Linked DNA regions of Mus musculus: all the other regions are linked to region 2. Evidence: chromatin loops called from intact Hi-C (ENCODE). Cell type or tissue: heart. All regions are shown on one strand. Links, peaks and the distances in the headings refer to the core of each region. The heading gives the core; the rest is flanking DNA. Region 1 holds the start of Psmb9 (proteasome (prosome, macropain) subunit, beta type 9 (large multifunctional peptidase 2)). Region 2 has its middle 4.1 kb from the start of H2-Ob. Region 3 has its middle 17 kb from the start of Psmb9. Region 4 has its middle 5.6 kb from the start of BC051537. Region 5 has its middle 17 kb from the start of H2-Oa.

The links. A loop is a pair of places that touch in the nucleus more often than their neighbours do. Peaks named below come from ENCODE experiments on the same cell type or tissue, not always from the same donor. Only the 100,000 strongest peaks of a DNase experiment are listed, where the experiment ranks them.
Region 1: it touches region 2 in a loop (2.6-fold over the local background); 26 of 42 quality-filtered maps call a loop at or near these places.
Region 3: a loop joins it to region 2, with 10 times the contacts of the local background. A loop is called at or near these places in 27 of 42 quality-filtered maps.
Region 4: it touches region 2 in a loop (2.6-fold over the local background); 7 of 42 quality-filtered maps call a loop at or near these places.
Region 5: a loop joins it to region 2, with 2.7 times the contacts of the local background. A loop is called at or near these places in 14 of 42 quality-filtered maps.

What each region holds. Positions count from the first base shown.
Region 1 is chr17:34,184,945-34,190,950 of GRCm38, reverse strand. Psmb9 (proteasome (prosome, macropain) subunit, beta type 9 (large multifunctional peptidase 2)) reads left to right here and starts at 3,621. Exons shown (of 6, transcript NM_013585.2): 1 at 3,621-3,701; 2 at 5,154-5,221. The coding sequence starts at 3,642. It overlaps Tap1 (transporter 1, ATP-binding cassette, sub-family B (MDR/TAP)), which reads right to left and starts at 3,395. Exons shown (of 11, transcript NM_013683.2): 1 at 2,546-3,395; 2 at 1,659-1,773; 3 at 1,391-1,521; 4 at 183-388. The coding sequence starts at 3,071. In heart, for the core only: no CTCF peak of the experiment used is centred there; DNase peaks (open chromatin) are centred at 3,210 and 3,510; H3K4me3 peaks cover 2,041 bases; H3K27ac peaks cover 1,132 bases; H3K27me3 peaks cover 4,233 bases.
Region 2 is chr17:34,231,766-34,237,771 of GRCm38, reverse strand. No RefSeq gene overlaps it. Among named protein-coding and RNA genes, the nearest start is that of H2-Ob, 4.1 kb to the left of the region's middle. In heart, for the core only: no CTCF peak of the experiment used is centred there; DNase peaks (open chromatin) are centred at 2,661 and 5,551.
Region 3 is chr17:34,167,543-34,173,548 of GRCm38, reverse strand. No RefSeq gene overlaps it. Among named protein-coding and RNA genes, the nearest start is that of Psmb9, 17 kb to the left of the region's middle. In heart, for the core only: CTCF peaks have their summits at 855 (motif pointing left), 2,596 (motif pointing left) and 4,043 (motif pointing right); DNase peaks (open chromatin) are centred at 2,268 and 2,588; H3K27me3 peaks cover 477 bases.
Region 4 is chr17:34,097,891-34,103,896 of GRCm38, reverse strand. No RefSeq gene overlaps it. Among named protein-coding and RNA genes, the nearest start is that of BC051537, 5.6 kb to the right of the region's middle. In heart, for the core only: a CTCF peak has its summit at 2,231 (motif pointing left); DNase peaks (open chromatin) are centred at 2,216 and 2,988; H3K4me3 peaks cover 454 bases; H3K27me3 peaks cover 1,153 bases.
Region 5 is chr17:34,072,871-34,078,876 of GRCm38, reverse strand. It overlaps the pseudogene H2-Pb. Among named protein-coding and RNA genes, the nearest start is that of H2-Oa, 17 kb to the left of the region's middle. In heart, for the core only: CTCF peaks have their summits at 1,126 (motif pointing left) and 3,402 (motif pointing left); a DNase peak (open chromatin) is centred at 3,447; H3K4me3 peaks cover 412 bases; H3K27me3 peaks cover 2,867 bases.

The DNA of each region.
Region 1 (6,006 bases), core at 397-5,396, 47 kb after region 2:
TTCTTTAAGGACAGATTGTGGCCAGAAGTTAGACAAGAAGGCAGAGTACAGAGATGCAGGTGCAGGGCAGTGCGGGGTCAGAGGTCACAGGTCAGAGGTTCAGGATGATGGAGGACTGGAAAGCCACACTGAAAGCAGTCTAGGAGAAACTAAATGTAGGAGCTGAGGATCTGGGGACGTACCTGATGCACTTTTCCCAGCTTCTTAGGCAAAAGAAAAAGCAGGGGCAGGTTGATCAGGGTGACCAGAGTGAGGTACGGTGACCCCCAAAACATGAACACCAAGAGACACAGGGCTCGCCCCAGGTACCACAGCAGCAGGCTCAGCGTGCCACTAATGGACTCGCACACGTTGGCTGTGTCCTCAGTCACCCGAGATGTGATGGAACCTGCCCAGATTGAGAAGAGAGACAGTGAGCAAGCGGTTCACAGAGACAAGAGGAGCTGACAGTGGGGGCCAGGGTGGGCCCGTCAGCACAGCATCCTGAGGCGGGTAACGGGTAGGAGACTGGGGAGGCGCAGGAACTTCAATGCAGGGGGAAAAGAAAGGAAAGATCTGGTTAGGCCTGTGCTTGCCAGTAAAGGAGTTGTCGCTGGGTGTGGTGGCACACACCTTTAATCCCAACAGACTGGGGGCAAAGGCAGCAAAGGCCACTCTGGGCTACCTAGTGAATTCTAGGCCAGCCAAGGCTACACAGTGATGCCCTGTAATGTGAAGTGAACTTCCAGTTCCCTGAAAGCTTTCAGCTCTTCAGTTACTTTAACTCCTGTCTGTTGCCTGCCGCTGGCCCTCCCTCCAGTAGCCGTGGAGAGAAGGGAGGAAGCAACCAGAGAGGCAGGCCCAGGGTCCTTTAGGAAATGGAGACCCTCGGGTCTAACCTCGGTGCATCTGCCTAGGTAGGTTTCAGCGTCTAGTGTCTAGGATTCAGTTTCCTCCATTTAAAATGAGGCCGTTGGAGTTGAGGGTCTCTGGCTTTCCAGGGCTGTAAGTCTGCTGCTTCATATGGGGAACAATGAATGCAAATACAGTTTTCCTTAGGGTAAAAAAGACAATGTTTTGCTACATTTGAGATATACCATGAATAAGGCTTGGGGGTCACTCAGTTGTTAGAGCTTTTCCCTAACATACAGGAAGTCTTGGATATAGAGAAAGGATCTCATGTAGCCTAGGGTAGCCTCAGATTGACTATGTAGCTGAAAGACTTTGAACTTTGACCTCTAGGTCCTGCCTCCATCCCCCAAGTGTTGGAATTACCACACCCCATCCATATGGTTCTGAGGATCCAGCCTGGGCATGTGTGTGTGGACATGTTTGGGGGGGGGGGGCAGTCGAGAGCGTGTGTGGCGGTATAGAGATTATAGCATACAAGTGAAAAGGTTTCATGAGAGACCTGCTGGGTTCTTCAGGAAAAACCCTGTCTCCTGGCGAAGGACGGCCCGAAACACCTCTCTGTGCACACGGCCGTGCATGTGTCCCATGGTGATGTTGTAGATTCCATCACTTGCAAACTCCAGCGCTGTGCTAGAGTCAGAGACACGGGAGGATCAGTTGTCTCCTTCCTGAGACAGAGTCCCAGATCCCCACAGAAGTGTAACTTAAATGACAGTCCCAACAGCCAGTCCCCTCTGCTCTGGGACCCCCATTCCCATCCTCCACACCTGGCTATGGTGAGAATGGACATGAGCCATATGTTGCGGGTGAAGCTAGGAACTGTCTTATCCTGAAGAATCCAGTCAGTGATGCGGCCCGTGAAGAAGGGAATGGCCATTTCCCCTGGGGAGAGAGGAGAGACACCTCAGTCACAAACATTATGAGCAAACTACCCGCAACTTCTGCCCCTCTCCCTTCACCACTATCCAGGAAGCTGAGCTCCCAGACCCAAGCCTGTTCACAGACCCAAGCCTGCTCGGCTACATCAAACTTCTCAAGGGCTACTTGAGGGCGGTTAGCAGACCTTGGGGGCACAGGCTGTTAATCCCAGCACTCCAAGTAGAAGCGAGCAGATCTCTCTGGGTTTGAGACCAACCTGGGCTACATAATGAATTCCAGAAGAGCCAAAGCTACAAAGAAAGACCCTATCTCAAAAAGGAAAGAATAGAAAAGAGGGGAAGGGGGAGGGGAGGGGAGGGGAGGGGAGGGGAGGGGAGGGGAGGGGAGGGGAGGGGAGGGGAGGGGAGGGGAGGGGAGGGGAGGGGAGGGCAGGGGAGGGGAGAGGAGAGGAGAGGAGAGGAGAGGAGAGGAGAGGAGAGGAGAGGAGAGGAGAGGAGAGGAGAGGAGAGGAGAGGAGAGAGAAGAGGAGAGGAGAAGATGGCGGTGTGGAAAGAAACCTTCACATTTGGGCTATGATGTGAAGTTCTGCTCCCAGAAGACCCTGTCCCCAACGCCCTTGTCTGGACCCCTTCTCGGGCCTGGGTCCTTCTCTTTCCGCCTAAGTTGCCTCCTTAGTGTCTCTGACGCTTCCCGGGACTACTTTACTCTCCCTTTCTGCCTGGAATGCCCATTGCCCTGTCCCCTGTGGCCTGCTCTTTCACCCAGTCTCCCTTACCAAGGCAAGAGAGAATCAAGAGAACCAGAACCAGGTAGAGACGTCTCTTCTTAGGGCCCAGGAAGCCCAGCATCCGACACAGCATGTCTCCAGCGTCCCTGTTGCCGCTGGGCGCCCAGAGGCTCCCCAACTTGTGCCACAGGGCGGCTGCGGGCAATGCTGCCACATAACTGATAGCGAAGGCATCTGGACGACTGTTCCAGTACAGTAATCCAGCGCTGTCACCCTCCCGGAGTGTTCCCCAGGCGGCCAGCTCTCGGAACAAGGCAAGTCCAGGCAGGGCCAAACTCAGTGCGGCCACCAGCGGCTGCAAAGCAGCCAGCCAGCCATGGGCTCCTGCGGTGACCCCGAGGACCCCGCGGACCCCTAGTCCTAGGATGGCCCAGCGACTCAGGCCCACCACCCAGACCCGGAGCAGCGGCACCTCGGGAACCAACAGGGAGAAGATTCCCGGGAGCATGGGCCGCAGCAGCAGCCAGTCCACCAGAAGGAGCAGGGCGGCCGCCAGCCAGACGTGCGCAGCCATCGAGCGTGAGCTGTCCAGAGTCTGGTCCTAGCCTGGGACTCTCGACGTCCGCGCTGCACAGGAGTCTCCGTGGGGAAGGAAGAAGGGCGGGTCCGAGGGCGTGCGCGTAAAGTCCCGGGAACCCGCTCGAGCTGGTGGAGCTGACTAGAAGTGCTGGCGTTTAGAGGAAGAAGAAACCGAAAGCCGACCTCGAATCACTAGACACGCCTCCTTCTGAGACTGGCTTGCTCAGGCTGTTCTGGAAGCTGCCGCTGAAGCTGTAGTTGGAGTTCTGCCTAGCAGCCCTGGCCTGTCGTGTTCTTCTCCATGAATCTCATTCTCCTCTTCTTCCCCAGCCCCCTTAACTTGCTTGCGTGAATTTTCCCATCCCAGGCCCCACCCCAGATTGAGGGCAGGACCCTCTGTCGTCACCTGTCTCTGGGCAGATTTGCCCTGCTCAGGTTTGCTCTGGGCGCCAAATGCTGGTAGAACGGCACGCCCCTTGCGCGATGATGGGGCGGGGCCTCAGTCTGCAAGTTGCCTGCACCGCGCGCAGCCGCTGATTGGAAAGCCGAGCCCCGCTCTGCTGAGATGCTGCGGGCAGGAGCACCTACCGCCGGCTCGTTCCGGACGGAAGAAGTCCACACCGGGGTAATGGGTCTCGGGGTGAGAGTCAGCGGGTGGAGTGATCAGGGACCCCTAAAGCTCTGGAAGTAAACCAAGAGACTTAGGAAGCTTGTAGCGCCCAGCGCTTGCGCTCCACAGTGAACGTAGGGTATCCCTGCTCAGAAGTGTGGTGTCCAGGGGTCTGTGGAGGGATCCGCATGCGAAGCTGGTGAGAAGGTGCGTTCTTTGGCTTGAGCTGGAAGCGTCTAAGGGAAGTTGCTCCAAAGCGCTTTCGCTTTCACTCTAGACTGCGCAGTTGGGGTTACTGGCTAAATCAAGTGAGGGGCTTGGGGACCCCTGCAAAAGAGGTGCTGAGGTGTCCTGGATGAAGCACCTGAGAGAAGGTAATATGGAGGCTCACTGAAAAGGACCTACCTACACATCATACAGATCTTTGCTTAACCTAGCCCCAGACAGCCCCCACCCTGAGTGAGGACAAGCTCTCTGGCGCCAGGATTGAGGGGGAGATGGGGATGATCGGTGGTCCTCCTTGTTCCAGGTGCTGCCCTGCAGCACACTCCACCCCACCCTGTCCCAACACCGTCATTCCCATGCTTGCCTGAGAACTTTGCCCAGACCTAGGAGCTGGGAAGATGGCAGCTGGTTTCTGCTCTCTAAAAGCCACCAACCACAGTGTTAACATGGTGTGGAGGAACAAAGTGGACATTTCTGGCCTTTTACTTGTGCTCAGAAAGCACACTCGCGGGCAGGGTCCCCGGAGATCAGAACGACATGGAGTGGACAGAAAGGTTGGAAAAAGTCTCCCTCGCTGCCACGGAGCTGTGGGACTTAGAAATCAAATCAATCAAGGGTTCAGAGTGAGACCTGAGTCAACTTGGGAAGCTCATTCGTCTCCATAAGTCAGTTTTCTCAGTGCACCCAAGGGTCTCCTAAGGTGCCTTTTAACCTAGAAGGTGTGGGGGAAGTAGATGTGTCTACCCTCCTTCACTTATCCGTAATTCTTTCCTTGACCTGGAAAAACTCTGCTATCCAGAAGTCCTTTCCCCTGGCTGCAGAGACTTCGCTTAAGTGAAATTTGTGCCCTACCTGAAGGATCCTTGCTGCTTCTGTGTCTCGACTCCTGGCCATGTTAACCCCCGGCCTCTCTGTGTCCCTTGTTCAGTAACACTAAGGCTCCCCTTCTGATAAAGTAAGGTTGCAGGTGGGGGATCCAGGACCAGGAAAGACCTGGTCTTGTGTCACAGTAATTCACAGTAATGATGCATGTGGTACGCAATTCACAAGCAGCGGGGCCGGTTTCCTGGGCCTTCCTCTCAGTTCTTGCTCTCCTCATGCAGATTGTGTCTGCCTCCAGGAACCATCCTTGCTTTTCAGGGTGACCTTGAGTCGGTCACCTCCTGCATGGACATTTTCTCCTCCTTAAGATGGAGGCTCAAGACGCTCCTAGCTCTGACTTTTCGTACTGTCTCTCTGCAGACAACCATCATGGCAGTGGAGTTTGACGGGGGTGTCGTGGTGGGCTCTGATTCCCGGGTGTCAGCGGGGTGAGTAGTGTCAAAGGCCCGTGTGTTGGAGGGAAGCTGGTGGCCCTAAGTGCACATTTTTCTTGCCCACTTCTGAGGAGTATGATAACCTTCCAAGAAATGAAGCTGATCTTTCCAAAAAAGTATCATAATGCATTGATGGAGAGGCGTCTGGGCCTCTGAATCCATGGCATTCATGAATATTTTGTAGCTTGATGGACATAAAGAAATAGTATCTCGGAGGGACACGGGTAGGTTGTAGATGGACTGTGTTATCTGCAGTTAGGATAAAAGATAAATGGTGGTTTTCTGAAGCAGTTATCTCACTCATTTGCCTGAGTTTGAAGTAAGTTTGATTGGTCTCCCGTCCTGGCTAGTTTGCTCACACACAAGTCAGACTGGGATGACATCCATGCTGTTTCTGCCATGTTCCATAGAACCACCGTTGCCCCTCAAAGTGATGAACTGCAAGGAAATTCTGGAAAGAGGCAATTTTTTTCTCTTGTTTCACTTTTTGTTTTTAGAGACAGGGTTTCTCTGTGTAGCCCTGGCTGTCCTGGAACTCACTTTGTAGACCAGGCTGGCCTCGAACTCAGAAATCCGCCTGCCTCTGCCTCCCAAGTGCTGGGATTAAAAGCGTGAGCCACCACTGCCTGCCATAGAAGCACACTTTTCTTGCCTAGGTGTTCTTTTGTTGTTTTGTTATAAAAAAAAAAAATAAGTCTTTAAAAGTCTAATATTTTGGGTCTGGAGAGATGGCTCAGTGGTTAAGAGCACTGCTCTTCCTTACCACCCGGGGTTCAATT
Region 2 (6,006 bases), core at 610-5,609:
AGGTTCCCTCTTCCCAGATGACCTAGCTTAGGTCAAGTTGACAAGCACACACACACACACACACACACACACACACACACACACACACATGCACATACACGTGCATGCATGCACAAAGTAAAATTAGCCAGTATACTTACCAAGATAATGTAATGATGTATATATTATGCATGGAATTTTATCCTATTGATATGTTTGTATACATGCATTTTAGCATCTAAGCAAGACATTGTGAGCAATGGCCAAAGATTTGTAATAACATCACCCAGCTACCTGCTGGTTCTGTACAGCCCAGAAGATAATCTATGAAAGCTGTGCTTTTCATTCAAGATGAATGTGTTCATTAAATGTATAGCAAGCAAAATAAATAGAATAAATAAATAGCCAGTAGCAGACAGAGGTAGCAGGTAATTATAACTTTAATTTTTTTCAGATCCTATTTTTTTATTTTTATAAGTACACTGTAGCTGTCATCAGACACACCAGAAGAGGGCATCGGATCCCATTACAGATGGTTGTGAGCCACCCCACCATGTAGTTGCTAGGAATTGAACTCAGGACCTCTGGAAGAGCACTGACTGCTCTTAACCTCTGAGCCATCTCTCCAGCCTCCTCAAATCCTATTTTTAGTGGTGGTCCTTAAACACTTTAACCTCCCTTGTAGCCCACCACCCTCCAGAGGTAGTGGAAAAGAAAGGACATGAGGGAAATGGACCTGTGTAGAAAGGTTCTTTGGAGCAACTCCCTTCTGTGTTGTCTGGAAATCAGCAGTTCAGTTCACAGGTCAGCAGCAGCAGCTTGATCCACTCACAAACACTTCATGCAAACACCAGCAGTCTGGTTGAGTCAAGTTAACAACATCGGTGATATGTTCTAGCAGCGACAGCCAGGCCTCAGCCTCGACTTGAGTCAGCATGAGGGACCGGGAGGAATGCCATGAAAAGTTCTTGGCTGTGCCTCTCTCAATGAAGCAAAAGTCAGCAAAGACTCGAAATCAGTAAGAGTTGAACAGCTACCTCTACCAGCAAGCCAAGCTCAGCCTCCATTGCTGTCTGTTGAGTCCTTTTTATACTCTCTCCAAACATCAGGTCTCCTCCACAGGGCTTGCCTTAGTACATGCATCTGTCTCGGCTGACATCACTCTGCCTATCAACCCAAGTCCTTGGAAGCAACAAGAACCTGCAGCACACCACCAGGAGATTTTTGGTGCATTTCTCTCTATGGAGTCCTGACAAATGCAGCTCAACTACACAATGCAAAGTGGACCAATACATGATCAAGAATTCTTCATTATGTGTCCTTACATCTACTTGCTTTAGCAGAACATGCTCTCGAAACGTTCCTTCATGAGTCTGACTTAGCCTTTCACCCCTGTGTCCACGCTAATGAAACAGTCCTTCACGTGTTTGCAAAACACCATCCAACACAACTGACTTTCCAAAGAACCCCTAAGTTTCCACTTCAGGTAATAGCAGAAGGCCATCCATAGGGCTCAGAACACACAGCAGAGAGAGCAAGGAAAGGGAACACACCGAATGGGTTCCCAAGAGACGTCATCTGGGGAAGTGCATCGAGGCAGCCAGTCTGGGTCAAGAGAGCTCAGGGTGAAAGGTCTGCCCTCTCCTTGGAAGAGCCCCCAACTTCCTAGCCCCACCACAGGTATCTTTACATTATGTGATGAGCGATAGAAACCATGGTTACAAACAGCTCACCTTCTGGATGTTCTCAAGGATGCTGTGTCACTAATATCCTTAGCTATTTTCTGTTTTCTTTTCTCCCTGTAGCAATTTGGAGGCCAGCCTGACCCAGGGCCGGGAGTTTTGACAAGTGTACACAGCACCTTGGAGTCTACCAATGTAACGTGCATTGCACCACTGACTGTGAAAGTAAGTTTCAGAGGAGTTGATTTAGAGAACTGTTATTTGGGGAAATGTGGAGCGGGAATATATACATTTATATATCACAGCTTATACATCACAGCTCTCTATTGCTGCAGAGCCAAAAGCAAGTTGGGAAGGAACACATTATTTGGCTTACAGCTCTCCGTTAAATTTCCATCTCTTAGGAAAGCCAAGGCAAGAACTTAAAGCAGGAACCTGGAGGCAGGGACTGAGGTAGAGGCTGTGGAGGAGTGCTGCTTACTGTCTTGTTCCCCATGGTTTGCTCTGCTTGATTTCTTTTATTTTTTTTAAGATTTATTTATTTTATGTATATGAGTACACTGTAGCTGTGCAGATGGTTCTGAGCCATCATGTGGTTGCTGGGAATTGAACTCAGGACTTCTGCTCACTCTGGCCCCGACAATGTAGCTGTCTTCAGACACACCAAAAGAGGGCGTCAGATCTCATTACGGGTGGTTGTGTGCCACCATGTGGTTGCTGGGATTTGAACTCAAGACCTTCCGCAGAGCAGTCAGTGCTCTTAACAGCTGAGTCATCTCTCCAGCCCTCTGGCTGGTTTCTTATATTTTACATAACCATGGACCACCTGCCCCGTGACACCTCTTACAGTGGGCTGGGCTCTCTCACATCAATCATGAATTCAGAAGATACACCACAGGCTTACTCAAATGACCCAGTGTTTTACATGGCCACCAGATGGCACCAGACTCACACTGCGCGGCCCTAGCTCACTCAGTACCAGAAAAAGGAAGGGCTCCAGGCCCCAACCTGACTACCCGACATGCGCCCTGGGGATCGGTGAAATCTGTGACCTGTGACCTCGAAGCGGAAAAGGCTTGAGGCTCAATGCTGTTCTCACGGAGAATAGAACAGACTGGGAAGCTGTCTAGATGTCCCAGAGAAATCTACAGAGCTTTGCAAAGACAGCCTTCCCTACTTGTCATCCCATACCAAAAGCTCAACTCAAAATAGATCAGAAACTTTGAAGTAGTTACAGGAAATACCGAAAGCCTTGTGAGCGGCAACTGGAAAGGCTACTGTAGCCCTGGGAACAAAAGTAAGAATTAAAACGTGGGATTTTGTTAGATTAAAGAGTTTCTGGGGTTGGAGAGATGGCTCAGCGGTTAAAAGCACTGACTGCTCTTCCAGGGGCCCTGAGTTCAGATCCCAGCAACCACATGGTGGCTCACAACCATCTGTAATAGGATCCGATGCCTTCTTCTGGTGTGTGTCCGAAGATAGCTGCAGTGTGCTCATATAAATGAAAATAAATAAATAAAAATAAAGAGGTTTCTGAAGAGTCAAAGAAACAGACAGAATGGGAGGGACCGAATGGGAGAGAAAGCTTTGACAGCTGTCTGCCTGTCAGAAGACTAATACCCAAAACACGCAACAATCTCAGAACATCAGACACTAAAAAAAACAAATAACCCAACCAGTAGATGAAAACTTGTGATGAACGGGAACTAGTCCCAGGGCCTCCCATGGGCCAGGCTATAGCTGCTACCGCCCCGAAGCCCAGAAAAGACCCTGAAGAAGCGCAGGTTGGCAATGAACACGTGGGGAAAGTTCATGAAGGAGGGTGGGAGGTTAACGGAGCATGTGGGACGTAAAGAGGGATGGAAGGGGTTGTATAAGCCTGGATGCTGCTAGTCAACAAAAACTAAGCATGTTTGAATGGGACACAAGGAAGCCTGGTACTTCGGGTGCTAACTTTAAAGTTTTGTTGTTGTTGTTGTTGTTGTTGTTGTTGTTGTTGTTGTTGTAAGTTCAAGATTTTTAGCTCTAGGGAAGTTGTGACCAAAACTACACCGAGGGGAGTAGAGATGGCTAAGCCAGTAAAGGCATTTGCCCTAGGAAATAGAAATACACAGAAATACACATAGAAAGACAGAATCAATTCTATACTACTGTCCTCTGGCTCCACACACATGCTGTGATGTGTGCGCACACACGTGAGTGCACACACCCACAATTAATAATTAATAAATAAAATATGATAAAGAGAACATTTTAGCTACACTGACTACATCTTGCCTCAATCTGACTACCAAGAAAAAAAAGTAGACAGAGCTGGAGAGATGATGCGGGGACTAATAGAGCTTACTGCTCTCCTAGAGGACCAGGGTGCAGTTCCCAGAACGCACATGGCAGCTCACGGTCATCTATTACTCTAAGGTCAGGGAATCTGATGCTCCCTTCTGGCCTCTGTGGGCACCAGGCACACACAATAGACATGCACATCAAATAAAAATTAACAGATTTATTTTTTGAAGAAAGAAAAAGGAGGGAAAAGCAGCTCTTGGGAGAAGGGGGCAGGGGTGGGGATTCTCTGTGAGTTCGAGGCCAGCCTGATCTAAATAGTAAGACCCTGTCTCAGAAAACGAGAAGAAAAAAGGAAGTATTGTGGCAGCAGGTGTTCGTACACTGCTGATGGGAATGTGAGCTGGTCCAGCCATTAGATGTAGGGAGTATGGTGTAAGTATGGAGGCTCTTTAAAAGGCCAAAATTAAAACTACAATATGGCCCAGCTGTACCACACCACAGCGTACACTGGAAGGGATTGAAGGCAGGGTACAGCAGACACCTGCAAACCACCTTTATTGCAGCACAGCAGGTTTGTTGTTTTTGTTGTTGTTTAAGGAACAACTCACATGTCCATCAGTTGGTGAAGAAAGAGAGTGGGGTGTGTAATATACAACGGAGCTTTATCTGTGCATAAGGAACAGAGTCGTGACCTGTGAAGAAGGAAAATAGGTGACAGGCGCTGGTAGGCATAAACCTTTTGCAACTTACTTTTAATAAGGGTTAAACCTCTCCTCTAGCCCACCACCCAGCAGAGGTAGTTGAAGAGAAAAGTTGTTAGGATATGGGAGAAGTGGACCTGTCCAGCAGTAGTTCTTTGGGGGCGAGCTCCATCTTCTTTGGTCTTAATAGCGTTCGCGCGCCCGGCCAGGAAAGACGCAACAAACCAGAATCTTCTGCGGCAAAACTTTATTGCTTACATCTTCAGGAGCTAGGAGCGCAAACCCCCAGCCCCAAAAGCGAAAGCCCCTCAATAACGAAACCGAAACCCCTTCCCTATTTAGGAGAGTTATATTTCGCCTAGGACGCATCACTCCCTGATTGGCTGCAGCCCATGGCCGAGCTGACGTTCACGGGAAAGGCAGAGTACAAGTAGTCGTAAAATACCCTTGGCACATGCGCAGATTATTTGTTTACCACTTAGAACACAGGATGTCAGCGCCATCTTGTGACGGCGAATGTGGGGGCGGCTCCCAACATCTCCCCCTTTTCTTTTAATAAGAGCAAATAGGCCACCCATATTAATGAGAGTGGAGATAGAGGTCAAATCCCCAGTGTGTAGGTAAAGGAGCCGTACACATAACCTCCTCCCAGGCTCATCACCCAGAGGGGTCCTGGTCTGGTCCCGTGTTGTTTTTCCTGGGGGAAGGACACTTGAACACTCAACCTTCTTGAAAGATGACATGTCTCCCAAGAATAGGCTCATTTTATGCCGCAGAGCCCTTCTATTGCAGTGCTTAGCCGTGCAACTCTCTCGGGCTGCTGAAGCACACTCACTCTATCCCGTGCAATGAGACTAGCCTCGTGAGATGTAAGAGCTGAGTGGCCAGCGACCTATTGCCTAAGCATAGATATATCAGGGGGAGCACCATGTTCTAGAGCTGCAAGCGCCTGGGCAATAACCACCTTGTCTCTCCTAGTTTAGGCCTTAAGCTTACAGACCAACCAAAGAAGCAACACTAATCCACAGCAAAGTGTATCTCCAAATAATATCAATCCCACCCATTCTTTAAAGAAGGAAAATGCTGAGGAGATCCAATTGGGTAATCCTTTGGTCAGGGACAGGTCCAAGCGCGTGGAGTTGACCTGAAGTCTCAATTCCCGAAGGATCTGTTCAAATTCAGCCGTCCAATTTTGTAACATATACTGAAAAAGACTTTTTGACAAATTAGCTGCCCTAGTAAATTTAACATACTGAATGGAAATAACACACAATCCCGGAAACTTTTGTTCACATCCCTGCTGAGTTATTTGTCATAATACATCTAGTTGTATCTGGACAAGATCTATGAGTTGATTA
Region 3 (6,006 bases), core at 449-5,448, 64 kb after region 2:
GTCTCAAATAAACAGAGATGGGCATAAAGAAGAGATGGAAGAAGAAGAAAGAGGGGAAGGAAAAATAAAGAGAAGAGAAGGAGGGAGGGAGGGAGGGAGAAGAATTGACATTAAGAAAGACAAGAGGGGGCTGGAGAGAACCCTCAACAACTAAGAGAGCATCCTACTCTTACAGAGGACGGGAGTTTGGCTCCCAACACCCTTGTTATGAATGAAGCTCACAGCTGTTGCAGGATTTTCCCTGTCCAATCACATTAGGGCAGTGGGAGGCTTGTGATTGGACAGAAGACGGGAGGTGGAGCGAGGAGTTGAGGAGACAGAGAGAGAGAGGTCTGAGGAGAGGGAGAACCAAAATGGAGGCTGACATGATGTTATCAAATGGTTAGAATAATTGGGTTAAAGCTTTACCATTATCATTTAGCTCTGAAATTATTGTATTGGCATTTTGTAAATTGTGTTATTAATGACACATAAATCTGATTGACTAATTAAGCATTAAGAGTCTTGATTCTACCAGGTAATTAGGTATTGAGATGGCTAACCAGGGCTGTGTGGGGCATTGTGTGAAAGTGAGAGGAACTCGGGGGCCCATCTGAGAGATGGCCCAGTGCGAGCCGTGTGGCAGGGCTGGTGAGTTGGTGGCAGAGAGACTGAGCGAGCGAGATCACCTGGCACAGGGGCTAGCTCTAGAGAGTTGTTGGTGGCAACAGGAGCGCAGGAGCATGGCCTGGCCCCACTGAGAGTTGGCGGGTTCATTTTTTAATATTTCTTGAAACACACAGCAACCTGTAACTTCAGCTCCAGGATATCTGATGCCCTCTACTGGCCTCTGTGGGCACTGCACTCAGGTGCACATACACAGAAGCACACATAAAAGTAAAAATCAAAACTGAGTCTCTAAAAATTATGTTTTCAAAAAGTGTTTCAATTCAACTTCATGCATTGTGGTGGTCTGAGTGACTATAGCTCCCATAAGCGCACATTTTTGAGTGCCTTATCCCCAGTTGGGGAAGGTGTTTGGGAAGGATTAAGAGGTGTGGCCTTGGAGGAGGTGTGTTAGCTTTGGGTGGGGTGGACTTCAAGGTTTCAGAATCCCAGGCCACTCCAAGTTAGCTCTCCCTGCCCCACCTCTGCCCCCTGCTTGTGAACCAGGTGTGAGCTCCCATCCACTGCTATGGTGCTAAGCCATTTTGCCTGCTGCTATCGTCCCTGAAACTGTAAGCCCCAATAAACTCTGCTACAAGTTTGCCTTGGTCATGATGCTTTGTCGTGGCAATTGCAAAGTAATTAAGACGTGCATTCACCATTTCTTCTATCTGGCTTGTCTTAAGACTCAGATGAAATGAGACAGGGTGGCACACACCTGCAATCTTAGCATTTGGGAGAGTAAACAGGGAAATTTTAAGTTCAAAATCAGCCTAGGTGTCAGGCATGGTAGCATATACCTTTAATCCCAGCACTCTGGAGGCAGAGGCAGATTGATCTCTGAGGTCAAAGCCTGCCTGGTCTACAAAATGAATTTCAAGACAGCCAGGGCTACACAGAGAAACCCTGTCTTGGGGGGGGGGGGGGAATCTAAGAAAGAAAATATTCAGATGAGTTTTTTAAGACATTTTAATTTGACATGCATGAGTGTTTTGCCTGTGTGTATATGCAGCATGGGGTGGGTATTTCTCTCTCTCTCTCTCTCTCACTCTCTCTCTCTCTCTCTCTCTCTCTCTCTCTCTCTCTGTGTGTGTGTGTGTGTGTGTGTGTGTGTGTGTGTTGCTCATGGAGGCCAGAGAGAGTTCAGATTCCAGGAACTGGAGTTACAAACAGTTGTGAGGGGCTGGGGACCAAACCTGGGTGCTCTGCAAAAGCAGCCATCTCTCCAGCCCCTCCGGTAGATTTTTAAGTCCCCTGCTACAGTCTGATAGGAGGCAATGTCAGCTTAGATGTGTAATTTCCTTTCCGTTGTTCTATTTCCTACAAACATTCTTTGCCCTCAATGAAAGCATATGCAGTCGCTAAAATACTGGTAACATTCTACCCAGAGAAACGTTACCTTAGCGTTAAATATCCTCATTTAATTTCTGTTGCTGTAATAAACACCATAATCAAAAGCAAGCTGGGGAGGAAAGGGCTTATATGGTTTCCATATCCTGTTTCCGGTTTATCTTTGAGAAAAGTCAAGGCAGGAACTGAAGTAAGGCGTGAGCGGAACGCTGCTTCCTACCTACCCACGATTCACTCGCTTTGTCTTTTCAGAAACCCACGCCCACCTTCTCAGGGGTGGCACCGCCCACAGTGGGCTGTGCCCTTCCACATCAACCATTAATCAAGAAAATGGCCCACAAATTTGTCCACCGGTCAATTTGATGGATACATTTTCTCAATTGAGGGTCCTATTCCCTGTGTCAAAGTTAACACAAAACTAACCTGTACACCAAGCAAGATTTGAACTCTTGTTTTGCTTGTCTTCTCTTTTCCGGGTCTCCCCCCCCCCCAACACTTTAAATTTGATATTAGGATCGCTCTTTTAATAAGGACTAAGAAGTACCTAATTGTGTCAGGCTGAGTCGTGAGAGCACATGTCTTTGGCGCCACCTAGTGGACAAATGTGTAGTGGCTACCCAGTGAGAAAATCCACAGGTTTGGAAGTGTGGAGAGCTTGGTTATTTTATTATCCTGAATCCAAGGTATGAAGTTGAAAACAGCAACAGCTAAAGGAGATTCCAAAGAAAACCAGCCACCGTTTTCTAATCTCCACAGAGAGTGGAAGTTAGCCACCGTTAGAATCTTTGCCTCTATAGCAAGCGGATGGAATCTAGTGCCAGCAGAGCATTAAGTGTGAGCTGTCTCCCAGATAAACGCCTGCAGTCACCTACTCAGCCTGACACACCCAGTCTCCAGCATTTACTTAAAGGATAGCTTTGCCTGTGTGCTGACATCCCTGTATCACTAAAGTCCTAATTTACCAAATTTTCACTGTGGCCACAGAATTCCTTGGGTTTTTCAGCTTCTATTTTATTAACAAAAAACATTCCCTCTCAGATCAAAGGAATAAGAGATTTTGTTTTTCTGAACCTAATATAAGTAGATGGCCACAGTCCAGGGACAACGGCTCAGTTTGCCCTGTGGCAGGAAGACAGTTAAATAAGCGTTTTGATAGGAAGTCATAAATCAAGCCACCCGCCAAATACATTAGTAGGGATGTCAGGGCAAGTGGGTTACAGCAAAACAAGAAGTCTTTCTCTGCTGTAGATTTCAGGTACTATCTTATGGCACTCTGAGTTTGGGGATCAGTGGAAACCAGCAGTTTGCTAAGTTAATATACTCAAAATATTTTTCCCCTCATAGTTGAAAGGGTTATGATTGACAGCTTTAACCATCAACTTTACATGACTCACAATAACTTGGGAAGGGACTCTCAATGAAGGATTTTACACTGGGTTGGCCTGTGGGCATGTTTGTGAGGGGTTGTCTGAAGTTAATTGATATGGGAAGACCCAGCCCACTGTGGGTGGCACCATTCCCTAGGCAGGCATCCTGAAGCTCGTAAGAGCAGAGATGGTGAGCTTACCATAAGCAGGCAACACGCATACATTCCTTTCTCTCTGCTCTTGACTGAAGGTGTGAAGTGACCAGCTATTTCAGATTGCCACCTTACCTCCCCACAATGATAGACGTCACCTGGAATTGTCAAAACCTTCCTCCTATTTTTTGAGGGGGATGATCAGGGTATTTTTCCATCAACAGAAATGATTCTAGTTCAGGATGTCACATCAGCTTCAGAGGTGGACTCCAAATGACTTTAAGAATACTAAAGAAAGTGACTGATAAATAAATCTGACTTTAGAGCTTCAACTCCACAGCTCTCCACAATCAGGGAGTTCTAATCAGTAGGTCAACCTTACAGAGACTTGGACAATGGTGTGATTTCTTTTCTAGGAATATTCAAGAAATGATCTCTCATTCCACTGAGTCTGAGGCTGCCCAGAAACATCCACAAAAGGAGAGTTTAAATTTCCATTTAAAAATCATTAACAAGTTGTAGCCTGTAGGTGTCAGCAAAGACTGACAATGGGCAGGAAACCTGGCTGACCAGCGGGTGCAAAGCGGGTGTTCAGGGTTGATTCTGCCTTGTGTCTCTTTTTCCTGAGTGTGTGTGTGTCTGTCTGTCTGTCTGTCTGTTTCTCTCTGACTCTATCTCTCTCTTTCTGTATGTGTCTGTTTCTATGTCTCTCTGTGTCTCTCTCTCTTCTCTCTTTCTCTGCTGCCTCTGTCTCTGTTTGTCTCTGTGTGTGTCTGTCTATCTCTCCTGTCTCTTTCTGTGTGTGTGAGAGAGAGAGAGAGAGATGTGTCTGTCTGTCTGTCTGTCTTTCCCTCTGTGTCTGTCTGTCTATCTCTCCTATTTCTCTGTGTGTGTCTGTCTGTCTGTCTCTCTGTCTGTCTGTCTTTCTCTCTGTGTGTGTCTGTCTGTCTCTATGTCTCTCTGTGTCCCTCTCTTTCTTTCTTTCTGTGTGTGTGTGTGTGTGTATGTGTGTGTGCCTATCTATCTCTCTGTCTCTCCATCTCTGTCTCTCTCTCTGTCTCTGTGTGTGTGTGTGTGTGTGCATGTGTGTGTGTGTGTGTGTGTGTGTGTGTGTGTGTGTGTGTGTGCATGTAGCTATAACATGATCCCCAAATACACCCCGGATAGTCCTTGATGGATTTTTATTCTCTTTACTAACCAGGTTAAGAATTCCAGGGTTGTCCTTATTTCTAAAAGTTTGTTTTTATTTTTGATAAAATTAGCTGCTCCATCATATGTAGGCATGTGTTGTTTTCTATTTTATTTGTGTTTTTAACAATTATTTATTCACTGGGAGGGAGCAGTGCACACATACCACAGTGAGTATGGAAATCAGAGAACAACTTGCAGGAGCTCTTTCTGGGGTCAGCCCTGGGTCTGTAACTTAGCGGCAAGTACCTGCTGAGCTGTCTCACCAGCCCTGGGGGCATTTCTTTATTTGTTTTGTTGTTGTTTGTTTTGTGTGCTAAAATTATACTTACCAGGTGGCTGATAGCTAATGACATTACAAACATATATCTTCACATAATTTATGCCATGTTTATCTTTTATTTATTTGTTCATAAATATTCACACTGGTTTTCTAACACACTGGTCTGTGATGTGAAGGGTCTCACTGTGGGGAACGCACAAATGCTAGCCAGGGAAGGGATGTTAGAATTTCTACTTACATACATCTGGCAACAGTGCCAGGAAGGGCTGGCTATCTTTACAGTCTGACAGAGATGGGGCTGAGCAGGCAGAAAAGCAGCTGAGAGAGGGGCTGGGGGGAGGGAGAGGGAGACAGACACACAGACAGACTTGAGTGGGGGTCAGTTGGTAGACTGCTTTGCTAGTGTGCATGAAGCTCTGGGTTTGATCTCCAGATGTGGTGGAGGATTCATTGCTCAGGGCTATCCTTGTCACCTAGAGACCTCAAGGGTAGACCCATAAGGGTCTCACTATGTAGCCCTGGCTGTCCTGGAACTCCATATGTAGACTAGCTGACCTCAGGCTCACAGAGGTCTTCCTGCTTCTGCCTCCCCATGCTAGGATTAAAAGCATTTGCCCCCAACTACCCTAGCTTTAGAGTGTAGTCCTTTATAGCTCTCTCTGTCCAGTCCCTTTGTTTGTTATAGCTACCTCTGCCTTTTACTATGGCTCCTTGTAAACATTTTATTGGTGTATTTATGCTAGCACATGCATGCTATGGCAGGTGACTAGATGCCAGAGGACTGTTTGTAGAGTTGGTCTCTCCTTCCACCCTGAGGTCCTGGGGTTGGACCTCAGGTTATCAGGCTTGGGGTCAAATGCCGGTTCTCACTTCGTCATCTTCCTGGCCTTATGAACTGTTTTTTTTTTTTTTTTTTTTTTTTATTTATTATATGTAAGTACACTGTAGCTGTCTTCAGACACACCAGAAGAGGGAGTCAGATCTCGTTAGGGATGGTTGTGAGCCACCATGTGGTTGCTGG
Region 4 (6,006 bases), core at 291-5,290, 130 kb after region 2:
CAGAGCACAGGAGCTTCCCTTTTGCTGCATACAAGGATCACACTGGAGCATCAAGCAGGAAAGGTGGGCATAGGAATCCCAAGCAACAAGCAACGGAGTTCCTGTTCCAATATCTGACCAAACAGGCTCCAGACTAAACCCATCAGAAGGAATGAGGAGGATCACGCCATGCTGATGCTAGAAACCATCCCTCAAGCTGGCATTCCAACTCTAAGTGTGAAAAACCAGCAGTACCCTCGGTTTCCTAGAACAAATACTACCAAATAAAAAGTGAAACAGTGGGTGACATAAATACCCCACTGGCAACAAGGGGCAGGTCATCCAGGCAAAGGCGTTGAAGGACATCTACAGAACACTCCACCCAAACAGCACAGAACTCAGTCTTTTCAGCTGGCCACAGGACTTACTCTAAAGAAGAAAGTCTACACACATACAGAAAGGTAAATTGCTCCGTTTTCCATTTGTATTCTTTTCTGGAACGAAGCTAGGAATCAACCACAAGAAAAACTACAGAAAAAATAACTTGGAGATTGGATGAGTAGGTCATTGAAAAAAATCAAGAAAAAAAATTAAAGTACTAGAATAGAAAAAAGAAAAACGAAGGCTGTCCTGATTGGAAGGTTTCCACTCTGCCCCCGCTACAAAAGCAGAACCGTCCCAAGCAGAGCTGTCCCAAGCGATACCATGAACCTTAAAACATTAGGAAAACAAGAGTGAACTTAATCCAAAGGCAGTAGAAGGGAAATTCGCAGGAGAGAAATGAAGAGAATGAAAACGAAACAAAAAGCAACCAAGAGTTGGTTCTTTAAAAAGATAAACAAAGTTGACAAACCGTTAGCCAAATTAAACAGAAGGAAGGAAAGTCCCTGTTTAGTAGGCTCATAGGTGAAAGTGAAACATTACAACGGATGCCAACAATAAAGATGTAAAGATGTGCTACACTTTAAAGAACTGTATTTGATCTGGAAATGGTCCTGCACGCCTTTAACACCAGAACATGGGAGGTGGAAGCAGGGGAATTTCTCAGAATTAGAGCTTAGAATGGTCTAGATGGAGAGTTACAGGCCAACCAGAGATACATAGTGAGACCCCGTCTCAGTAAAACAAACCAGTCTTCATCTTGGACTCATAAATAGGACATGGTATAGTACTCGAATATCCGTTGCTCTTGCAATGGCTGCCAGTGTAATTCCCAGCACCTACACAGAGCAGCTCATAACTCTAGCTCCATAGGGGTCTGATGCCTCTGGCCTTTTCTAATATTTGTTTATACTTGTATTTATATGCACATACAATTAAAATAAACATTTATGAGACCGGAGAGATGGTTCCGCAGTTAAGAGTACTGTCTGCTTTTCCATAAACTTAGGACTCAGTTTCCAGTACCCATATGGCAACTCCTAACTACCTGTCATTGGAGTCCCAGGGGATCTGACCTGTTCTCTGTCCTCTGTGGGCACCGGCTGTGTTCCTGGGGAGAGGGGCAGGAGGACTGCATGTGATATGAAAAGGGGGGAGTGATAGGTCTAAAAAGGTTGAGATGAGAATGGCAGTGAGGATGAGGGAAATGAGAAGACTTTATGGGTGGGGTGTGAGTCCAGCACTCGGGAGGCAGAGGCAGGGAGATCTCTGTGAGTTCAAGGCCAGCCTGGTCTACAAATTGAGTTCCAGGACAAACAGGGCTACACAGAGAAACCCTGTCCTGAAAAACAAAACTAATAATAATAATAATAATAATACAACCACTTAATGAACTAACTAAAAGATACAATTAATTTTTGAAGGCTTGGCTATACCATGCAGAGATGAATAATGCCACCCGTCAGAAACCATAGATCTCTAAGCCGAAATCCCATTGCCAAGTGTGGGTTTTCTCCCTGTGTGTTGCTGGCCAAGAAGCCCTGAGAAGCGCTCAAGACAGGGCGGATACTGTCGTCACTCTCAGTTCCTGTTCTGCTTTTCTTCCTGCTGTTGTGATCAAAAGCCTCCTGGGGAGGAGAGACTTTGTTTCAGCTTGTACCTGAAGGCCACTGTCCGTCATGGAGGGATGTAAGAACGGGAATTCAAACTGGAGCTCCCAACTGAAACCACAGAGGCACGCTGCCTACTGCCTCACAGCTCTCATATACAGGCGCGGCCACCTGCCTTGGGATGGCCCTGTGTCCCCGGGCTTGGTGGGTTGATTCTATGCTGTGTCAAGTTCACAGTTAGAGCTACACACGCGAGCGCCCCCTGGTGGGGATTTATTGCTAACATCAGCTAAATGGTCTTAGAGCAAAGCTGCTTTCAAACTGCATTTAGGTTGCCAGATTGGTTCTGCCCCGTCTGTGGCCAGAGAAGATGCTTTTCATGGTAGGCAATGGCCAGGACATACTCTTAACTGGACAAAGTTCTGGAACGAATGACAGCTAATGGCTCAGCCCTAAGAGAGACATTGATATTACCCCCCCTCCAAGCCTAAGGGACATGGTGGAACGGGGACAGAAAGACTAAGGTAAGAGCCTGAGGCTGGGGTTGAGGAGGGGCTATGAGACACCACCTCGTGGGTATGACATCCTGAACACACGAAGGCTGTGATGACTGTTTCCAGGCAGAGTGTAAGAGGGGACCTGGAACAGACTATGCTAAAAGTCTGAAAAAGAGGGGGGTTGGAGGATGGAAACTAGGTCTGACTGGTGTAGGCAGGTAGTTTTCAGGCAACAGGTATACCAAGAGGTGTCTCTGAGACCAGGATTACCTCTACTGAAGGCAGTCAGTACCTACAGTGATCTTGAACCACAAGATGAAGCCAAATCCCAAACTGCCCGAGTCAGAGTCCCAAATGTGGTGAAGGGATGTGAGGGGCAGAGCCAGCCTTAGTGGCTATTCTAAGAAGTCTGACAAGGGGACATCACAGATGAGACGGATGAAGGAAGTGCATTCAGATCTCCCTGGTGACTCCAGGACCTGACAGTTTCCAATGTCACCCATTTCTTCCCATCCATTCCTGCTGAGCCTGCCAACAGGAGTCACGTTCAGGAAGGGACAAACATCCTGGGCCTTTGCCAGCACTGCTGCTATGTGTCCTACCGTCATGGTGACTCCATTTGCTATGGGTAGCAGGGGTGCAGGGGATAGGTGCACCTAGCCCTCACACAGAGCTTGACAGCCATGCTGTCTGTCTGAAAGCTAAGTCATGTGAATGGGCCTTTCCTCCTATATAAAGTGATGGTGGTTGTGAGGAAAGAGACTGGGGGCCTGTAAGGCAGAATAACACTTCTCCTTGATCTTTCCTTGGATTTAGGCTTCTGGCACAAGGCAACAGTGATGTCATCTCAGAGACCCTTCCTCTTCTGGCTTTGAATCTCCCAAATTTCCCCTGCTAACTACTAACTACATCAGCTGTCCCAAATATGGGTAAGGGTACTGGAACACAAGGCAGCTAGGGGGATTCTCCTAGCCTAGAGTGCACTACAGTCTGTAGGTCTTAAGAACCCGCTGCCCCACCCCCTGCACCCAAGGAGCCCCAGGGGAGACAGGGGACAAGGCCGGCTACACCTTTGCAGGACCACCTCTTACCAAAGGCTCCTCCTGCCTCATATCCCGGAAACGGCAATGTGAAAAATAAATCCAAGTGTTTCCTCCCAGCCCCCGCTCCCAGAATGAGGACTCTGAGGCTAATTATTTGTTAATAAATGCCTACGCCATAAACTTCGGCTTGCTCTCTGACTTGCTCCTAACTTATTATCTCTTTTCTTCTATTCTGTTTCCCACATGGTTAGTTACCTCTCCTCAGCTTCACGCCTCCGAGTCCCAGGGCAAATCTCCTCTTTATCCAATGCTGGTTTCTGTCTGTCCATCTCCTCAGCGTTCCTGGGCGAATGTCTCCTGTATTCTGGCCTCCTTTCCGTCAGTCCGGGACACTTCTTCCTCAGCGTCTATCCTTGAATCTCTCGTGCCTCTATCTCCCAGAAATCTGTCTCTCTTCCTGCCAATATTCCACCTCCTATTTCCCACCTTGGCCATCATTGGCCAGAGGCTTTTTTTATTGACAGGTGTTGCTTGTAAGAGCGGCTCTACACAGCAGCAACTAAGAACCGTGCGGGATTGGATACAGCACTCCTGCTTGGAATAAACTTCAGCTTGCTGGAATAAGCACTTTGGCCAAAGGCCAGAAAAGGGGGGGTACTCTGGGGCCTCATTAACTTTGTGTACTTTGAGGCACACACGGAGCCTTTAAATAACCATGAGAAAGAAAGGTTCCAACTGTGAGGGGCTAACAGTAGCTTGGGGTGGTTTGAGCCAGCTTTAAGATTTAAAGATGTTTCCAAACTCTTGACTTTATGAATAAGATGCAAAATCATTACGTATGAAAGGCACTCACCAACCTGGGCCTGAAACCCCAATTACTGGAGGCTGAAGCAGGATTTCAAGTTTAGGACCAGCCTGGGTTACAAGGAGTAGAAAGCCAGCCTGGGCAACTTAGGGAGACTTTGTCTCAAAACAGAAGCAAAGACAGCTTGGTGGAAGAAGAGTGTCACCTAGTGTGGCTTTGTTCCAGTGAGAAAGTGACCTGTGAAAAAGTGACCCCTTGATCACATGTCAGCTTGGAGAAACCAGTGCAGACCAGAGGGAGCAGGCTGAGGTGGGAACAAGTTAAGCAGAATTAAGCACACTGTGTCAAGTGTTGGGATACCAAGCACAGACTTTCATTGTTACAAAGGTGCAAGTAGTGTAAAAGACAGACACCAGGGCGTGTTGCGTTCCACAGTGAGAGTCAGAATGGATGGGGCGGGGCAGAAGGTGTCACAGTACTGACGTTTAATCTGGGCTTGAGGGACTGGCAGGCAGGATCTGGGCACACAGCATAACTTATGCAAAGTCAAACATACAAGTGAAGGCTGTGACTTACACAGCGACTATTTTCGTGGAGTTTCTAGAGCTAAGGTTAAAGTTGTCAGAGTTTGAGGAGGCTCCTCACCCTGTGGGGAAGGGAGTGCAGGTGTGAACGTGAGATAGGAGGAAGGGAAAGTTCTACCCAGACTCACACAGAGTTTCAGAACTCTGACAACTTTTGGCTTTTCAGCTGGAAGCTGAGTGACTCGAGGCATTTGTTAGATGTCCTCGGGGAAATTATTTCCAACCTTGACCTTTGTACCGTCTGTAATGGCTATTCCTGGTTGTCAACTTGACTATGTCTGGAATGAACTACAATCCAGAATTGGAAGGCTCAGCCGGGCAGTGGTGATGCACGCCTTTAATCCCAGCACTTTGGAGGCAGAGGCAGGTGGATTTCTGAGTTCAAGGCCAGCCTGGTTTACAGAGTGAGTTCCAGGACAGCCAGGGCTACACAGAGAAACCCTGTCTCGAAAAACAAACAAACAAGCAAAACAAAACAAAACCCAAGAATTAGAAGACTCACCTATATGTTCCAGATCTTGAGGCTGGAAGACACAAGTTTCTGACCTGGATCTTGGCATGGAGATCTTGAGGCATAGTGGCCATGAAAAGGTTAGACCCAGGCAAGGTCAAACATGCCTTTAGTCCCAGGAGACTGAGGCAAGCAGATCTCTGAGTTCAAGGTCAGCCTGGGACAAAGCAAGTCCCAGATCCAGGCATGGTGGTACACACCTTTAATCTGGGAGCCACATCTTCTGCTGGAGACCTACTTAAGGACCTTAGAAGAAGGAAGACTCACTTTTCTTTGCCTGCTTGCACTTACTTGCCAGCACATCTGTAGGAATCTACTATCCTGGTGGGACCGAGCAACTACTAGATCCTTGAACTTCCCATTCACAGATGCCAATTGTTGGGTATTGAACTGTATTGACTATAAGTCATCATAATGAATTCCCTTACTATAGAGACTACCCATGAGTTCTGTGACTCAAGAGAACCCTGGCTAATACGCCGTCCTAGGGTAAGAGTGGAACGAGACCATGTTCCTCCACCCACATCGAATAAAGTTGGCTCCTTTGCACGAACTCTCTGAAGCCGAAGGAGTATGTGCCTGGATAAAACAAGACA
Region 5 (6,006 bases), core at 473-5,472, 160 kb after region 2:
AGTTTTGCCTCCTTCATGGATAACTTCCGCTTACAAAAATTAAGTGTTGCCAAAGGAAGGTCTCAAAATTGTTTTCCTTGCTTGTACAAACACGAACTATTGACAAGGGAGGAGAAATAAGAACTAATAATTAAAATGACAAGATTCATATGTGGAGGCAAGGAGAGGCAGGTGGGGAAGAGGGAGAGAGAGAATGTTCACGGGAGGGGGTCGGGACCTGGGCACAGGGCTGAGTGAGACACAGTGTGGGTTGACTGCTACAGAACCCCAAGGCCTTCCCACACAACCCTTGTCCTCCGCCCCAGCCAGGCAGGGCCTCCTGAGCACACCAGGATGGGCCAGTTGTTCTGGGGTTACTATGGTGACAGAGGGAACCATCAGAACACCCCATAGTCATCTCTTCCTGCACCTGCACCCCAGGTTGTGTGCTCCTCCATCTCAGGAGGGCTTCCCAACATCTGTAGCTACAGTAACCAGGGCAGATTTGTCTGGAGCTGGGCTCCTGTCTCTGGCTTTAGCTCCTCCCAGCTTTAGCTCCACCCCCACCCCACCCCCTGACATGGTAGAAAAGTTAATTAATCTTACGTCAAATGCACTGGGAGCCCCAGCAGTGTGTTAATACTGAGGCCTCAGAAGCTATGCGACGAAGAAGACTTGGCCCTTTAACTTTTTTTTGTTTGTTTGTTTTGTTTTGTTTTGGTTTTGGTTTTTTCGAGACAGGGTTTCTCTGCGTAGCTCTGGCTGTCCTGGAACTCACTTTGTAGACCAGGCTGGCCTCGAACTCAGAAATCCGCCTGCCTCTGCCTCCCAAGTGCTGGGATTAAAGGCGTGCGCCACCACGCCCTGCCCCTTTAACTTTTAATATCCTCTTTGTCTTAAGATGAGTCCAGGCTGGCCTCCAGCTCTCCACAATGCCCCTGCCTCAGCCTCTCAATTGCTCTCCACAGCAAAGCTTAATATCCTTTTATGTGAAACAATAGATTATATAGTTTAATGTGTTTATTACCTGCAATGCTGGGAATGGAACCCAACCAAGGCTTCAAGCCTCCCTCGCCAAGCTGCTCCCAGCCCCAGGCTTCTAGTTTTAAAACGCATTAATAAACCGGCCTAGAGCGCCCTCTTGTGGTACAAACAACACCTGCCGTTTTATCTTCGGATTCGCTTGCCTGATCAGGACGGGCTATGTTGAAACTGGTTGTTGGACTGGAAAAGGGGCAGGATATGCTTTAAAATGCTAATTTTCAGGGAGTGAAACAAGAAAACCGTCATCACTGGTAAGAAGAGACAGACCCACAGAGGCTCCCACCTCTCTTTTGTAACAACTACCCAGCCAGTGCTTCTAGGAACGAGGGAGCCCACTAGGGCTTCACTGAGGTGATTTTCAGTGATTAAGGTTCAGAGCAGTGCCTTCCCGAACCCCATTAGACCAGGTTGTCCCAAGATTTGCAGTAATCCTCCTGCCTCTGCATCCTTAGCCCTGGGATTTCAGATGAGAGCTGGCATTCTACATTATTTCTAAGGGAATTTATTATGTTCTGTATTATTTTGTGTGAAGGAATGTTTTGCCTGCATGTTCGTATGTGGACCATAGGTACTCCTGGGACCCACAAAGGTCAGAAGAGGGTATTGAATCCTTGGAACTGGACTTACAGGTGGTTGTGAGCAACCCTATGGGTGCTAGGAACTGAACCCAAGTCCTCTGTAAGATCAGCAAGTGCTCTTAACTGCTGGTCCTCCTCTCCAGACGCTAGTTAACTTTTTAAACTATCATGCCAAGTGGTGAGTTTCATCATGAGTTTCTACATATGTAGTCCACACCTTTTAAGACTAAGTCTTTCCACATGGATACTTGAAGATGAAATAGCGAATTAACTTTTACATTAGGGTTTATGGGTTTATTTCACATTCCCGGCACATGGGACAGGACATACAGTGTGTAGTACAGCATGCAGGAGTATTAAAGATGTTGGTTCAGAAAGGAAAGCACCTTGGTGTGAGGAGGTGACGTTTGAGGTCTCCAAGTGGACTGGCTCAGACTCCATAGATACAGGGATTCAGTACATCTCCCACGGCCCCGCCCCCACCCTGCAGCGCCACTTCTGTAAGGACTGCCAGACGCAGGCTTTGATCTTAAACTGGAGTGTGAGTTGCCATGTGAATTCTGGAATTCAAAGCTGCCAGTGCTCTTAATCACCCAGTCTTCTGTCCAACTCCATAATCGCTCCTTTTTGAAAGTGATGTCATTAGTACGTGTCCAATGCGCCAGAGGATGGGACAGCAGTAATTGAACTTAGAGGAAAAGAGGAGGAAGAGGAAAAGACAGGGTACAGAGAGAGGAGGAGGGAGGAAAAAAAGAGGGAGGGGGAAAGAAGGGGAAGAAAAGGGAGGAGGTGAGAAAGAGAGAGGAGAGAGAACCTGAAGTAGGGAGGGGCTATGTTGAGATATTTGCAGGGAATTGGAGGGGAAAGTGGAGGGGGTTTAGATATGATCATGTCTAAGTCTCAAAAATAAAGAAACATCAATCAATAAAAATAGTATTCAAAGATCCAGACTGAGAGGGAAGCTGGCAAAAGGCAGCCAGGCTGTGAGCTGGTGGCGGGGGGGGGGGGGGGGGGGCGGGCTCAGTGGGGTGGGACTGGGGTTGGTGGCGTCCCAGCGCCCCAGGACTTGGCTACCTGCTGAGCACGCTGCAGGAGTGCAACGCGGAGAACAACGGGACGGGACGCAACGTTGCATGAGATCATGAGATGCATCTTCAACCGCGAGGAGTTCATGCGCTTCGACAGCGCGGTGAGCGAGTTCCGCGCGCTGACCCCAATGGGACGGACAGGGTGGGATGGGGGTGGGGGGTGGCAGGCGGAGACTTGGGGGCGAGGACAAGGGCGCAGAGGTCGGACTAAGGAATCTCAAGACAGACAGTTATGAGTTGCCATGTGCAAGCTGGGAATTGAACCTGAATCCTCTGGATCCTCTTAGCGGCCGAGCCACATCTCCATCCCTCCCGGATTGAGAAACCATCTCTATAACTCTGGCTGCCCTTGAGTTATGGGTTTTCTTCCTTGTATCCTTGGGTATTTAGCCTTGGGTGTACAGGGTGTATCACTGTACCCATCTGGACTAAATCTCTAGGGTGAGTAACTGACAAGACTCTAGAAATAATCATACGGATAATTAATGGCCATTCCGCGTGCAGCCTTAGGACATTGGAAATCTTTTTTTTTCTTTTATTTTTTCTTTCTCAGTCTTCTTTCTTTCTTTCTTCCTTTCTTCTTTTCTTTCTTTTCTTTCTTTTCTTTCTTTCGGTATTTTCTTATTTTACATTTCAAATGCTATCCCAAAATCTTTTGTCATTGTGAAATATATGAGTCCTTCGGGCCTGTAGATTTAGCTCCAGAGCCCCCTAGAGGTCAGTTGTATACTGCAGGCGTGTTGTATATCTCGCAGTATGTTCTAAGGCAAAACTGACTAACCTGAAGTCCGGGTGTTCAAACGGAGGGAGACCCATCTTAATTCATAAATCACAATTCAGGAAGGAGTTTACTGAGGAACTATCAGTTCATAAAAGTGGCCAAGTGGGGGCTGGAGAGATGGCTCGGCAGTTAAAAGCACTGGCTGCTCTTACAGAGGTCCCAGGTTCAATTCCCAGCACCCACGTGGTGGCTTATAGCCTTCTGGTCTGAGAGAACCAACACCCTCTTGTGAGCTCTGAGGACACATGGTGCACAGACATGCATGCAGGCAAAACATTCATACACATAAAATAATACAAATAAATCTTTTTGTTTGTTTGTTTGTTTTGTTTTGTTTTTTGTTTTTGTTTTTTTCGAGACAGGATTTCTCTGTATAGCCCTGGCTGTCCTGGAACTCACTTTGTAGACCAGGCTGGCCTCAAACTGAACTCAGAAATCCGCCTGCCTCTGCCTCCCCCTCCCGAGTGCTGGGATTAAAGGCGTGCCCCACCACGCCCGGCCAAATAAATCTTTAAAATTAATTTAAAAAAGTATTTGAATGAATCTTGTGTCCTTCTCACCATGACAAAGTGGGAGACTCACAGTTGGAAAACATGTCTCACTATGTGTTCCTGGCTGTCCTGGAACTCACTCTGTAGCCCAGACTGGCTTCACACTCACAGAGATCCACCCGCCTCTGCCTTCTGAGTGCTGGGATTGAAGGTGTTTACCACAGAATCACACTCTCATATGACACTTCTTTTCCACTTCTAGTCCAGTGTAAGGTACATGTATCACCCTCCAAGAAGGTCACCCTGAAGCACCATGACCTGCTGGTCTGCCATGTGACAAATTTCTACCCAGGCGTCATTCAAGTCCAATGGTTCTGGAATAGCCAGGAGGAAACTCCTGTCCACCAGCCTGATCTGAAATGGGGACTGGACCTTCCAGATTCTGTTCATGCTGGAGATAACTCCACAGCAGGGAGATGTGTATGCCTGCCACGTGGAGCACCCCAGCCTGGAGAGCCCCATCACAGTAGAGTGGAGTGAGTCACCCCAAGGGACCCTTCTAGATCCACATCCTTTAGATAAGGCAGTACCTGACTCAAGACCCACTATCCTGCCCTCGCTGTTTATACACTGGGGCCTGAACACCCCAGGAACTTCTGTAGGCACCTGAGGCTGGTTCTGAGCTGGAGGCACGAGAGGAGAGCCTGTTCCTGGTCTGGGGTTGTTGAAGATATGGGATCTGGTCCTGTAAGGAAGTCTAGGGAGGCAGATATCCCCTGCCATGCCCTCACAGCAGGGTCTGACCTCCTCCATCTGCCTTTTTGTCTGTCCTTGTTTGGAAGGCAGCTGTCCAAATCCTCATGGTGATTATTTGAAGACACTAGCCTAGGTCTACATCTCTGAGTCCTTCCACATAGTCTCCCCTACAGTGTGTCCCTCTCAGTGATCTTCATGTTGATAATCCGCATCCCTGTCAGCCACTAAGGAGTGTTGTGCCTCGGGAGGGGACATTAACCCAGAATTCTCTTCTTCCCAGGTATCCAGTCTGACTCTGCCCGAAACAAGATGCTGATTGGAGTGGTTGGCCTGGTGCTGGGACTCATCTTCCTGACAGTGGGCATCACCAGGCACAGGAAGAGCAAGCAGGGTGAGAAGAGTGTAGAGGAGCAGCCTCCAACTCCAGCACAGGCAGGAAGGTCGCAGGTTCAAGGCCTGCCTGAACTACACACAGCCCAGGCATCAAAGATATGAAATAGAGAATCCTGGCAGGTGGCTGGGGCTAGCATTTCCTCGATAAGCTCTCCTGTCCACAGAAGGGTCTAAGGCAGAAAGGTAATGCTAGAGAGTTCTAGAAGCCACTGGAACCAGTGTCGGAGCAAAGCTGTCCTATAGGAAGAGAAGAAGCCCCAGCCAGGGGTCTGACCATTAGACTACAAGGTCCCCAGGTTCCCAGGCTTCTGTGGGTGAGGCGAAGGAGAAGGAGGAGGGATGGAAAGTGTCTCTCACTCTCTAAGGAGATTTTAATAGCTGAGTGTGTATCCTTTCAGCCCTCATCCAGCTCAGCTGAGATCTCCGGGATCTAGATGAGCAGCTAAGATATTGTGGTTGTCCTGAGGGCTCCTCTGCATGATCAGAAAGTCTCAGCCTGAACTTCCCTCACAGTCCTGAGGGAGTGTGGCGGAAGAGTGGGGCTGAGGAAGGAAGCTGGGGTAAGTTGTTCTAACACTTGGTCTTTTAAAAGACTAATTGTTTAGTTTTATTTTATGGGGGGGGGAGAGGGGGAGAGAGAGAGTGTGTGTACTCATAGACAATAAATAAATAAATAAATAAATAAATAAATAAATAAATAATTTTTTTTTAAATCCACCAATGGATGAATCTGACAAGCTCCAGGTCTGCTAACTGCTCACCTCTGAACTATAGTGCATCAGGGACCAAGCCATCAACCCACAAAACTCTGGGAGAGCATTCCAGATCCAAACTGTAACCTTAAACACGGCCATCAGAGAATGCTGAGAGCACCCTCCCCAGCAGAAGTCTCTGCT